2 separate regions of the Homo sapiens genome follow, and region 1 is linked to region 2. A link is a loop called in an ENCODE intact Hi-C map of the cell type or tissue named here. Cell type or tissue: GM12878. All regions are shown on one strand. Links, peaks and the distances in the headings refer to the core of each region. The heading gives the core; the rest is flanking DNA. Region 1 overlaps NF1 (neurofibromin 1). Region 2 overlaps NF1 (neurofibromin 1).

Region 1 (5,390 bases), core at 177-5,176, 60 kb after region 2:
ATAAATCAAACCAAAGGAACACAGAGAATGTTTCAATGTAACTTAATTCCAGGGTTAATTGAAATGAAAGCTATTTTGTGCCAGAATTAGTAGAATGATTTTACAGTGAAGGTCAAATAGGCTGAAGTGAAGATATTCTTAACAAACAGCAAAAGATTTTTGTTTTGCTTTGAAAGAAACAGCTAATAAAAAGTTCTCCAAACTTACTGATTTTTTGTTTTCCTTTTTTTCTTTTACTGTAGCTTTATTCAGTAGGGAGTGGCAAGTTGCCTACAGAACAGAGATGAGCACAAACAAGTCACAGCACCGACTACATACAGCAACAAAAACAATGTTGGCTTGTACATAAAATTACACCATAAAATGTAACACAAATGGAATCAACAAAAAATTAGAAATCAACTGAATTTTGAGGAATGAATTTTAATTCTGGGTTTTAATTTTTATTACATTTTTAAGCCAAGCACTAAAACAGCAAGAAATGTTGAGACCCAATCATGTCTACTATTTCTGGCTATGAATCACAGAAAAACTCTCTCCAAGTGAATTTGAGGATATTAAATATTTACATTTTGGTTAATTCCTAGCTTTTGAGAAATGTAATATAAAATATTCATTACAAGTAGATCACACACTAAAAACATTTGTGTCTACATAATTTTTTCTTGGTATGTAAAATTCTTCTCTGTGTATCCTTCAATTGACTTTAAGTTCTTTTTCCAACACCTGGCATTTAATTATGATCCTACTGAATAAAGAAATAAAAATTATATGGATAAATATAAAAATTCACTTTAGAAATTCTGAATTAAAGACCTCTCTCTCTAAAAAAGATTACTCTTAACATTTCACATATTTTTCAATGTTTGCAGGCTACTTCCTGAAATGGTTCTAATCAGAGGAGGTTAAAAGCTCTGCAACATTTGGGAGAAGAAGGTTATCAGCTCAACTAGTAAGAAGCATTAATATTATTAAAGTGAAGAAACTGCAGAGAAAATTACAGAACAAAACTGTAGGCCTGCTTAAAACTTTTCACATATTACAGTTGACCATTTATCAAAATATCTTAAAAAAAAAAAAAAAAAAAGCCACCTAAAAAACCCCCAAAACTCCAGGCACATATTGGTTTCATCTCTCAGAGCTCTTTCTAGACCAAAGATTTCTTTCAAAATTAAAAGACTCTTGATTGGACTAGCCTAGGCAGAATAATTATTTTAAAAATATTTTTAAAACCATGTTAGAATTATTTAATCCACAAATAGATGGCATCTTATTCTGGGAATTCTGGACATCCAACACCATAACCCATAACTTGGGCTTTAAGTTAGTTAGACATCCATTCATCCACCCACCCATTCATCCATCCAAAGAGTTACTGTGTACCTACAGGTCAAATACCATTCTAGGCATTGGGAAATAGCAGTAAAACAACAAGACACAGCCCCTTAGCTCACAGAGCTTTGTTTCAAACTTTAGACTATATACAAATGTATTAGTAACAGTGGTATATAACTATCATTTATAGCCTTAAAACTGTGTGTAAACTACTTCAGTTTGGAGAAGCAGATTTACTGAAAAAGGGTGAGATTTATTTAGAATCATAAATTAGTTCTTAGAATTCTCTCACCATACGAGAATATCCACTTTGGGAATCATTTTATCTTTATCCTAAAACCATCAGGAGAAGTGAAAACAACACATGAGAAAATGATTTAATTATAAATCTGACACATGTTCACAGTTGGCTATTCTTAAATAACCTTAATCCAGTCAACTAAGGAAGGAAGGTATATAAAGTAATAGAGCTGGTTAACACATGATTTGAAAAGGCTTAAAGGCCAAGATATGAACTCAAAAAAGGAGCTAAAGTCCAGGGAAGTTTATTAGCTAGCAATATACTCACTTCCCTTTCAACATTTCCCCAGTAGGTCCCAAAGGGACTACTATCCCTCCAGGCAGAACACAGAAGAGCAGGAAGGTACCTTTCTGTTACTGCCAAAGGCAAAGGGGCAAGAAAAAGCCAGAAGAGGGAAGATGAATAAAAACAAAAGAGCAAACCAAAAGAAATAAACTAGGTTTGGGAAGCAGACTCAATAAAATACTATCTTGAGACCAAAGCTTTTTTCCTATCTTTCTTTCTAATCAGTAAATGTAACATTCCCTGTTACCAGTTACTAATTAAAAAATAAAGCCTTATTTAATAACAACACAGCATGCTGTCTCTGCTCTTCAACAATGCTTTTACCCAATACTTAAACAATGCACTGATACCACCTTTAATTCATGTTTTTAAAGATAATAATTTTATGTGAAATTTTAACATAATAAACCAGGTTTGTTATTAAAATAATATAGGATATTTTACTGTGAAGTGCTCTAAAAAGCATAACATACTGTTTAATAATCACCACATATAGTGTTTAAAAATCTATTTTCACTATTTTCCTCCTTTCTTAGCTGTGAAAGCTGGCAAGAATCTTGTTTACTTAGGTGGGAGGGATGGGAAATTTATTTCTTCATTAAATATTTCCTAAGTACTAAATAAGTGCTAAGACCTGTTCCTTTTACATTATTAGAATCATGGTCTCAAAACGGTCTCCAACTTTGCTCATGATACAAAAAGATTTTTCTTTTAGGATGACAACCACATGAAGAAATTCTACTACAATCTCCTAGACCATGTAATCATGTAGTCAGTCCCCATTCACTTTTAACCAGCTAAAGTCAAAGCCTCTGTCATTTTAGAAACCCACTTGCTCTCTGAAACCAGTTACTACTAGGCCAACCAAGAAGCTGACCCAGACTATTTTTAATATGTGCTATTTCCTGTCTGCCTAGTTTCATCAATAGAACAATTACTAAATAAAATTTAAAGAGAAACCTGAATACAGCCCAAACTTGAGAAGATATTCACTGTATTAAGTTTCATATTATAACTAAACTACCCTTTAGACTCAGACTTAACTAGTTGAAAAAACTATACAGGATTTTCCTAAGTTTCCTTGAGCCTTTTTGTAAAGGCAGAAAAGTCATGATAAATTAAGAGAGACAAGGTTAAGTATGTTTTATCATCTATGTATACCGTGAAAAGCTTTTTTACAGATAGAACAGATACATCTTTAAAAATAGCAATGGTGAAAAAATTCACATAGAGCAGCCTCAAACAGCTTTTAAAATGGTGATTTCAATGATGCTGTTAACGTCTCTAAGCAACTGAAGCCGTGTGCTAAAAAAGCAAATGGCTGCGATGACTCTGCAAAGAGAGAGACACAAAGACATGGGTTTTGATAACTGTGTATTTCCCTTATATCCACCCCTATCCCAAATTCCAGACCCACTAATGTTTCTTCCAGAATCACAGTTTCCAAAAGGCTAATATGCATTTGCAGGACCTCCCTTGGAATAAATAATTCCTAAAACTGCAATGTGCAATTCAAAAACACAGTAGAAGACATAAAAGAACATAGACCGAATTCCCTAAAAAAGAAGGCCATGACTATGGCTATTTTCTGAGTTCAGACGCATTACTTGCAGTGCTAGTGTTAGAAGGTCTAATAATTTGGTCTGAATGATGATGCAGTATCTCTTTTAAGAAATATGCTACATAAAGTAAACAGAACAATCAGTCTATCCTGGGAAAACCTGACACAAACTAATTATACATTAATGAAGAAACCAAAATCACAGATGATCAAGCAATTCACAATGCAAAAAGCAAGGAGGAGACCCGCCTCAACTGTGAAACACCCTGTAAATAATTTAGGTTAATAGATGACAACAACAAAAATCCATAATATGTTCATTTCAGCCACATCCATCATACCCAATGGATTCACTGCATTTTAAACTTGCTCCCAATGCAAGTAAAATTTAGTATTTTAAAGTATTCTCTTACTTCAAACTGTTGCCTAAGTAATATTTAAGTTTTTTTCAAAGACAATTCCAACAATTCTCAATGTATTATTCATCCAAACTGACTCAGTATTATAGTTAACCACACACCATCAGCAGCTAGATCCTTCTTTGATAAAGCATTCTTCATAATTTAACTTTAGATTAATAATGGTAATCTCTAACTGTAAGCATACCTGGTATAAACAGTGGCACACACTTCGAAGTTGAGGGGGGAATTCTGAGGAGGAACTGATGATGGCATGGAAGAACTTTTCAGTCATCTGAAGGAGGTTCCGCTGGTTTTCCTCAAGGCTCTCTGATGGTTCTAACCTACAAAAAAATAAAAATAAAATCCTAACACTTTTGTTTAAAACAAATAACAAAAATCACTCCTTAAAAGAGACTCTTATACAGACATTAAGCCAAGTGCAACGTGTAGACTTCATTGGAATCTTTAAACAACCAACTATAAAAAAAAAAAAGACAACTTTGACAGGGCTGGATGGCTTACGCCTGCAATCCCAGTACTTTGGGAGGCCAAGGCTGACAGATCATTTGAGGTCAGGAGTTCAAGACCAGCCTGGCCAACATGGTGAAACCCCATCTCTACTAAAAATACAAAAATTAGTCAGGTGCCTGTAATCCCAGCTACTCAGGAGGCTGAGGCAGGAGAATCACTTGAACCTGGGAGGTGGAGGCTGCAGTGAGCCAAGACTGCACCACTGCACTCCAGCTTGGATGAAAGGGCAAGACTGAATCTCAAAAATAAAAATAAAAAAAAAGACAACTTTGAGATAACTGAAAAAAATTTAACAGAAAACTAGTCTTAGATATATTATTCAGGATTATTAACTTTAATTTGTGTGGAAATACTCAGGCTGCACATGCACGTGTATGTGTGTTTAAGTCTGTATATGTTAGAAACATGATCTCTGAGATATGCTTTAAAATACCCAAGCAACAAAAGGGGGAGAGAGGGGACAGATAAAACAAGAATATCATGTATTTTTCCAATTCACAATCCTCTATGTGTATATGCCCATATGAAAAAATTAACACACACATATGAATGATGCAGGTGTTTTTTTTTTTTGGTGGGGGGTGGGGGCGGGGGATGGAGTTTCACTCTCGTTGCCCAGGCTGGAGTGTGATGGCGCAATCTCAGTTCACTGCAACCTCCGCCTCCCGGGTTCAAGTGATTCTCCTGCCTCAGCCTCCCAAGTAGTTAGGATTACAGGCATGGGCCACCACGCCCGGCTAATTTTATATTTTTAGTAGAGACAGGGTTTCACCATGTTGGTCAGGCTGGTCTCAAACTCCCGACTTCAAGTGACCCACCTGCCTCGGCCTCCTAAAGTGCTGGGATTACAGGCATAAGCCACCACGCCCGGCTGAATGATGTAGGTCTTTACTTTTTTCATCAATAGTAACAAAAGGCAACTTTCATCTTTCACTCTACATTATGTTTCTGAGATTTATCCATGTTGATAGATGAA
Region 2 (5,390 bases), core at 326-5,325:
TCACTTTCACTTAATTTAGAAAGAAAAAGAAATCAGATGTGGTATTTGACTATTATTATTATACATGCTTTATTTTTTACATATAGATTTTATATTTAATAATGATGACATGAAAACATTATGGCTCATTTTAAAAGCTTACTAAGCCAAAAATGTTAGTCAATAATCAAACATGCATGCGTATATTAATATCATCTACGTGTTTATGTCACATTATCTGAGACTTTAGAACATAGTATAAGATAGAAGAAACCTATAGAATAAACAATAGAAAATTGTTAATATGCATAAAAGATGCTTGCTGTGGGTAAAATGGGCAAATAAAAACTGCAAAGAGTATTTTACATAGACTTGTAATTTCAGGGAATAATATGTTCATAGTGGGTGATATCCCATTTCAACACTTAATAAATATTCATGACTTTCTCTTAGAAGGATTTCTTCTAAGTAATTACTGTGGAAGTCAGAAAATAAAGATATTTATCTCTTTTTCAGATTAGGCTTGTCTATATATTTTTCTACTTCTAATATTTAGTTTATTTCATTATGCATAAAGTCATAAAATTATATTAAATTTTTTTCACTGTCATATTTCATAAAATTAAAAAATTTCCCATCGATCCTTATGGTGTGTTTTTGTCATAGAATCCCATACTTTTTTTTTTTTTTTTTGAGATGGAGTCTCCCTCTGTCACCCAGGCTGGTGTGCAGCGGCACCATCTTGGCTCACAGGCTCACTGCAACCTCCGCCTCCCAGGGTCAAGAGATTCTTCTGCCTCAGCCTCCTGAGTAGCTGGGATTACAGGCACCCACCACCACGCCTGGCTAATTTTTTGTATTTTTAGTAGAAACGGGGTTTCACCATGTTGGTCAGGCTGGTCTTCAACTCCTGACCTCAAGTGATTGGCCCACCTCGGCCTCCCAAAGTGCTGGGATTACAGGCAGGAACCACTGCGCCTGGTCCCATACATGTTTTTAAAGGGTTAGTCCCAAATCTAAAGTTTACTAGTAGTGCCTGTGTTTTCCAGCTAATTCCCACATAATTCTACTTAGAAGGAAACTTTAATTCTGATTAAGTTTGAATTGAGAAACATAAATCTGATGCCTTTCAATGTCCAAGCTTTAAAAAAAAAATCACCACAAAATTTTCAGTAAACTTACTAAATATGACACTTTATAGAAACCATTCCAAATTCTTATAATAGTTTTCGTAGAATCAGGACTAAAATGGGTTTTCAGGTATTTCTTTCCTACCCTTTATCTAAGACTACCTACAAGTGTTATTTACGTGTAATTCCCACCAACTCACATCTCCTTCCTTCATAAAGCATTTCTATTTCATAACTTTTCTATGAAAGGCAGTATAGCACATACAGTGAAATGTGATAGAAAGAAACGGTTCTGGCACAAGATTAGCATGATTTTTGTATTAGTGCCACTACTTAGAGCTGTGATACTGCCAAGTTACCCAACATCGTGGTGTCTCAGTTTCCTTATCTGTAGGATGAAAAAACCACCACCTAGCTAATTAAAATAGGATACTGCTTAGCCTTTGGTGGGTGCTCAGTAAATGGTCACTATCATGATACAAGATGGTCATCAAATACTTCCTATTGTAGTTGAAGGTCAATTTCTCTTTCCACTTTTCCTCAAGATGCAGAATGGCTGGTTTTTTCTTTTACGGTTTCAAAACTTCACTAGTTAGAGATAATACTACTGCTAAATTTTAATCTATTATATTTGCATCACAACTTTTATTATATCAAAGTAATTGATACAGCTATCTATACTTGTCTTTTGTCTAGGATATGCTCTCCAAATCTTGATTCTCTTTAAAAGATAATGGCATACTTCCTAACATATCCAACTTAACAGCATCAATTTTAAATGCTGGACCCTTTAAGTACTTATGCATTATATTTATAAGAACATGTCTATGGCCGGGCTCGGTGGCTCATGCCTATAATTCCAGCACTTTGGGAGGCCAAGGTGGGTGGGTCACTTGAGTCCAGGAGTTCAAGGCAAGTCTGGGTGACATGGTGAAACCCCATGTCTACAAAAAATACAAAAATTAGTTGGGCGTGGTGTAGTGCACCTGCAGTTTCTAACTTCTTTAGGGAAGCTGAGGTGTGAGGAGGATCGCTTGAGCCCAGGAGGCAGAGGCTGCAGTGAGCTGAGATTGCACCACTGCACTGCAACCCGGGTGACAGAGTGAGACCCTGTCTCCAAACGGAAAAAAAAAAAAAAAAAGAACATGTCTTATACACGGGGACTCCTGCTTCACTGTAACTGTCTTTAAAATGTTTAAATTTATGTTTTTCTTTTTAAAATATTCTAAATATTCAGCAAAGAAAAAGAACCAAAATCACAGATTTAAACCTCAAAGTGCCAGCCTATAATAATGAGTAAAAACCGGCATATGAGGGCTGACAAATTTGCTTGAGCAGCAGACTAAGGGATTTCTGGAAAACTCTATATAAAACGTACACGGGTACATGGGTTCTTTGGAATAATTGCTAGGTATGCTTCTGGATAGTGTCAGGGAAAAAAAAAGGGAGAGGATGGTAAGGATACTCACAGCAGACAGGAGAGCCTGAAATGAAAGGTAAATGAATTTGAAAGGATGGTTCCTTCTGGTCCTCCATTTTAGAAAGCAAGCTCCTCTTTACTGTCTCCCTGCACTCACAAACACAGGCCAGCCACAACAGAGCAGCATTTTGCCGTTGCTTCTTTCATCTACTTCAATCATCTCCCCCCACCCCCAACTTCATTTTGCCTACTTCAATCATCTACACTGCCTTCTTGCTAATTATATAACCACTGCTTTTTTTTTCACCTGTTTATTAACTTTTCTTCTTTTCTGTATCTTCTCTAGTCAATTGACCTTCCTCTTTTCTGTTCGCTGCTTCCTAGAGTTTTTGTTTTTTCTCTTTTGTGTTATTTTGTATTTCTTTGCATTGCCTTTTATATTATTCTAAATCTCCTTTTTATTCCCCTGCCCAATATTGTTCTTTACCTACAGAAACAATGTTGGTACTTCAGGTACACACCACTTACATATTTTAAAATGTGTATGCTAAATAACCTTCCACACTGGTAGTAACGCTGGCCTCATTACCGCTGGGAAAAAAGTCAGTTTTTTCCACTACCATATTCCCTATTTATTCCTCTTTTAAATCTTTCTTCTCCTTCTCTGGACTACACTGAATTGCCATCATAGAATTCTAATACAGTTTCTAGTACTCTGATGTGGCAGATCCTAGGAGGATAAAAAGCTAACTGAAGAGTGGTAGAAAGTGTTAGGATAGGCAAAAAATGGAATTTGGTTTTAATATTGCCATAACCGTTAACTGACAAGTGAAAATCTCATACATGGAGGGTTCCACCAGCTTACTACTGACAGTAGAGGATAGGAGCCTATCAAAATTGATCTTACAAACTAACCTGGGTTTAAAATTATGTTCCTGTTTGGGCCCTGTCCTTCTCTAATGCCTTTTTCAGCTAACTGAAAAGAGGAACCGTATGGTTTCCTTATTTTAAGCAAAGTCACAAAAGAGGAAACATTTTTGGCTAAAGACAATTCATGGCTTATATTTTCTGATGCTTTGCATAGCATTAAAACAGATTTTTAAAATGAAGTTCTGAAGAGAATAACATTTTCTAAAGAAGTCCCCCCGCCTTTTTTTGTAATCTATAAGAATAATGGGTAGGAACTGCATGGATGATGACCATCCAGAGATTATTCAAATCCCTATATCTATGCCAAAAGTGTTCAAATTTTCCCTTTTAAATCTTTTGCAAAATGGATAAAAAGCAGAATTTATTAACTCAGATTTCACTGCCTCTGCTTATTTTCTGGTAGAAGTACTAGTAAAAAGCAAAAACTAAAATGGAAAGGAATCAAGAAGCCCAATACAGGTTAAATGTTTACTGTGCTCCTAATATATAAGGCATTAACTACAAAGAAATCAAAATATAAAAACATGAGGCAATAAAGGGTAGCAGAAAGAATGTATGCTTTGGAATCAGGTGGCCCTGGGTACAAACTCCCAATCTGTCACTTCGAGTGGTATAACATCAGGCAAACTGCTTAACTCATTTGACACTGTCTCTTTATCTGTAAATAAGGGATCCCTTTACCTTCCTTATAAAGTCATTTGAAGGTTCTGTGAAATAAAGTATGCAAAACTGGGATAGTACAACACATAATATGCTCTAGATAAGTATTTTTCTTTCTCCTTTCTGCCTTCTTCAAGGTTCTTTATAATCTTGTTCAAGGAAGTAGGTATAGGAAAATGTGAAAAGTAAACACAATTACTTAAGAGAATAGAAGTGTGAGTGAGATACATACATGAATTATGTAAGGAACCATAAAAACAATAAATGAGAGCTAGGGGGAATTCAGTAAATGACTGATCTGTTTGGGCTGTAGTCAGTCACAGAGAACTTGGGTTAAGAAGGGGAATTTAAACTGAGGTCTGAAAGATGAGGACAGATTCAGATATGCAGCCAGAAAGGGGAAGAGGCTAGGTCTGGAAGAAAAATAAAAAAAAAAGAACACCCTTGAGAAGGGTAAAAAACAGCATAGAAGTGTCTGTTTAGCAGGGAAAAATCGTGTGTTTAGAAAGTATGCAAGGTGGGAAAGGGATGCATTTGGCTGGATAAGAAGTTTCAGTCATGATACGTGAATCTGGACTGGTTAACTCAAGCCAGAAGGAAGAAAACTCAATTTAGAAGTTTTATCTTAACAGGCCAGGCGTGGTGGCTCATGCCTGTAATCCCAGCATTTTGGGAGGCTGAGGCGGACAGATCACTTGAGGTCAGGAGTTCGAGACCGGTCTGGACAACATGGTGAAACCCTGTCTCTACTAAAAATACAAAAATTAGCCAGGTGTGGTAGTGTATGCCTACTGTAGTCCCAGCTACTCGGGAGGATGAGGCACAAGAATCGCTTGAACCCAGGATGTAGAGGTTGCAGCGAGACAAGATCATGCCACTGCACTCCAGCCTGGGTGACAGAACGACTCTGTCTCCAAAAAAAAAAAGAAAAAGGAAGTTTTATCTTAACAGAAATTAAACCCTCAAGCAAGGCAGTAGTAACCTGATCATGCACACTTTTAAGATTAATTCAGCAGTGTGCAGGAGAGTTCAAAGGAGAACTGTTTTAAAATTCAGGCTTGAATTATTCGTATAGGGAAAAAAATCACATATCTTTTCTTCTACTAAAACAGGGCCATTTATCATCACTGTGTACCAAGTGGTAGAGGAGTAAGCAATGATATGCTGTTTAGATATGCTGAAAAGGTAATTTGTAAAACCTTTATTGCACCTTCCAACAGAACATCAAATCTCTCTAAATATAGGCTTATGAGTCAGAAGAACTATAGTTT

What was found. A loop is a pair of places that touch in the nucleus more often than their neighbours do. Peaks named below come from ENCODE experiments on the same cell type or tissue, not always from the same donor. Only the 100,000 strongest peaks of a DNase experiment are listed, where the experiment ranks them.
Region 1: it touches region 2 in a loop (8-fold over the local background); 13 of 110 quality-filtered maps call a loop at or near these places.

The regions. Positions count from the first base shown.
Region 1 is chr17:31,247,818-31,253,207 of GRCh38, reverse strand. NF1 (neurofibromin 1) reads right to left here. Exons shown (of 58, transcript NM_001042492.3): 30 at 4,089-4,224; 31 at 208-270. Among named protein-coding and RNA genes, the nearest start is that of OMG, 47 kb to the left of the region's middle. In GM12878, for the core only: no CTCF peak of the experiment used is centred there; DNase peaks (open chromatin) are centred at 1,939 and 2,737; H3K27ac peaks cover 2,990 bases.
Region 2 is chr17:31,307,801-31,313,190 of GRCh38, reverse strand. The region is part of intron 36 of NF1 (neurofibromin 1); the gene reads right to left. All of the region lies in intron 1 of EVI2B (ecotropic viral integration site 2B), which reads left to right. Among named protein-coding and RNA genes, the nearest start is that of EVI2B, 3.6 kb to the left of the region's middle. RefSeq lists an enhancer at 1,910-1,989. In GM12878, for the core only: a CTCF peak has its summit at 705; DNase peaks (open chromatin) are centred at 3,441 and 4,443; H3K4me3 peaks cover 4,688 bases; H3K27ac peaks cover 5,000 bases.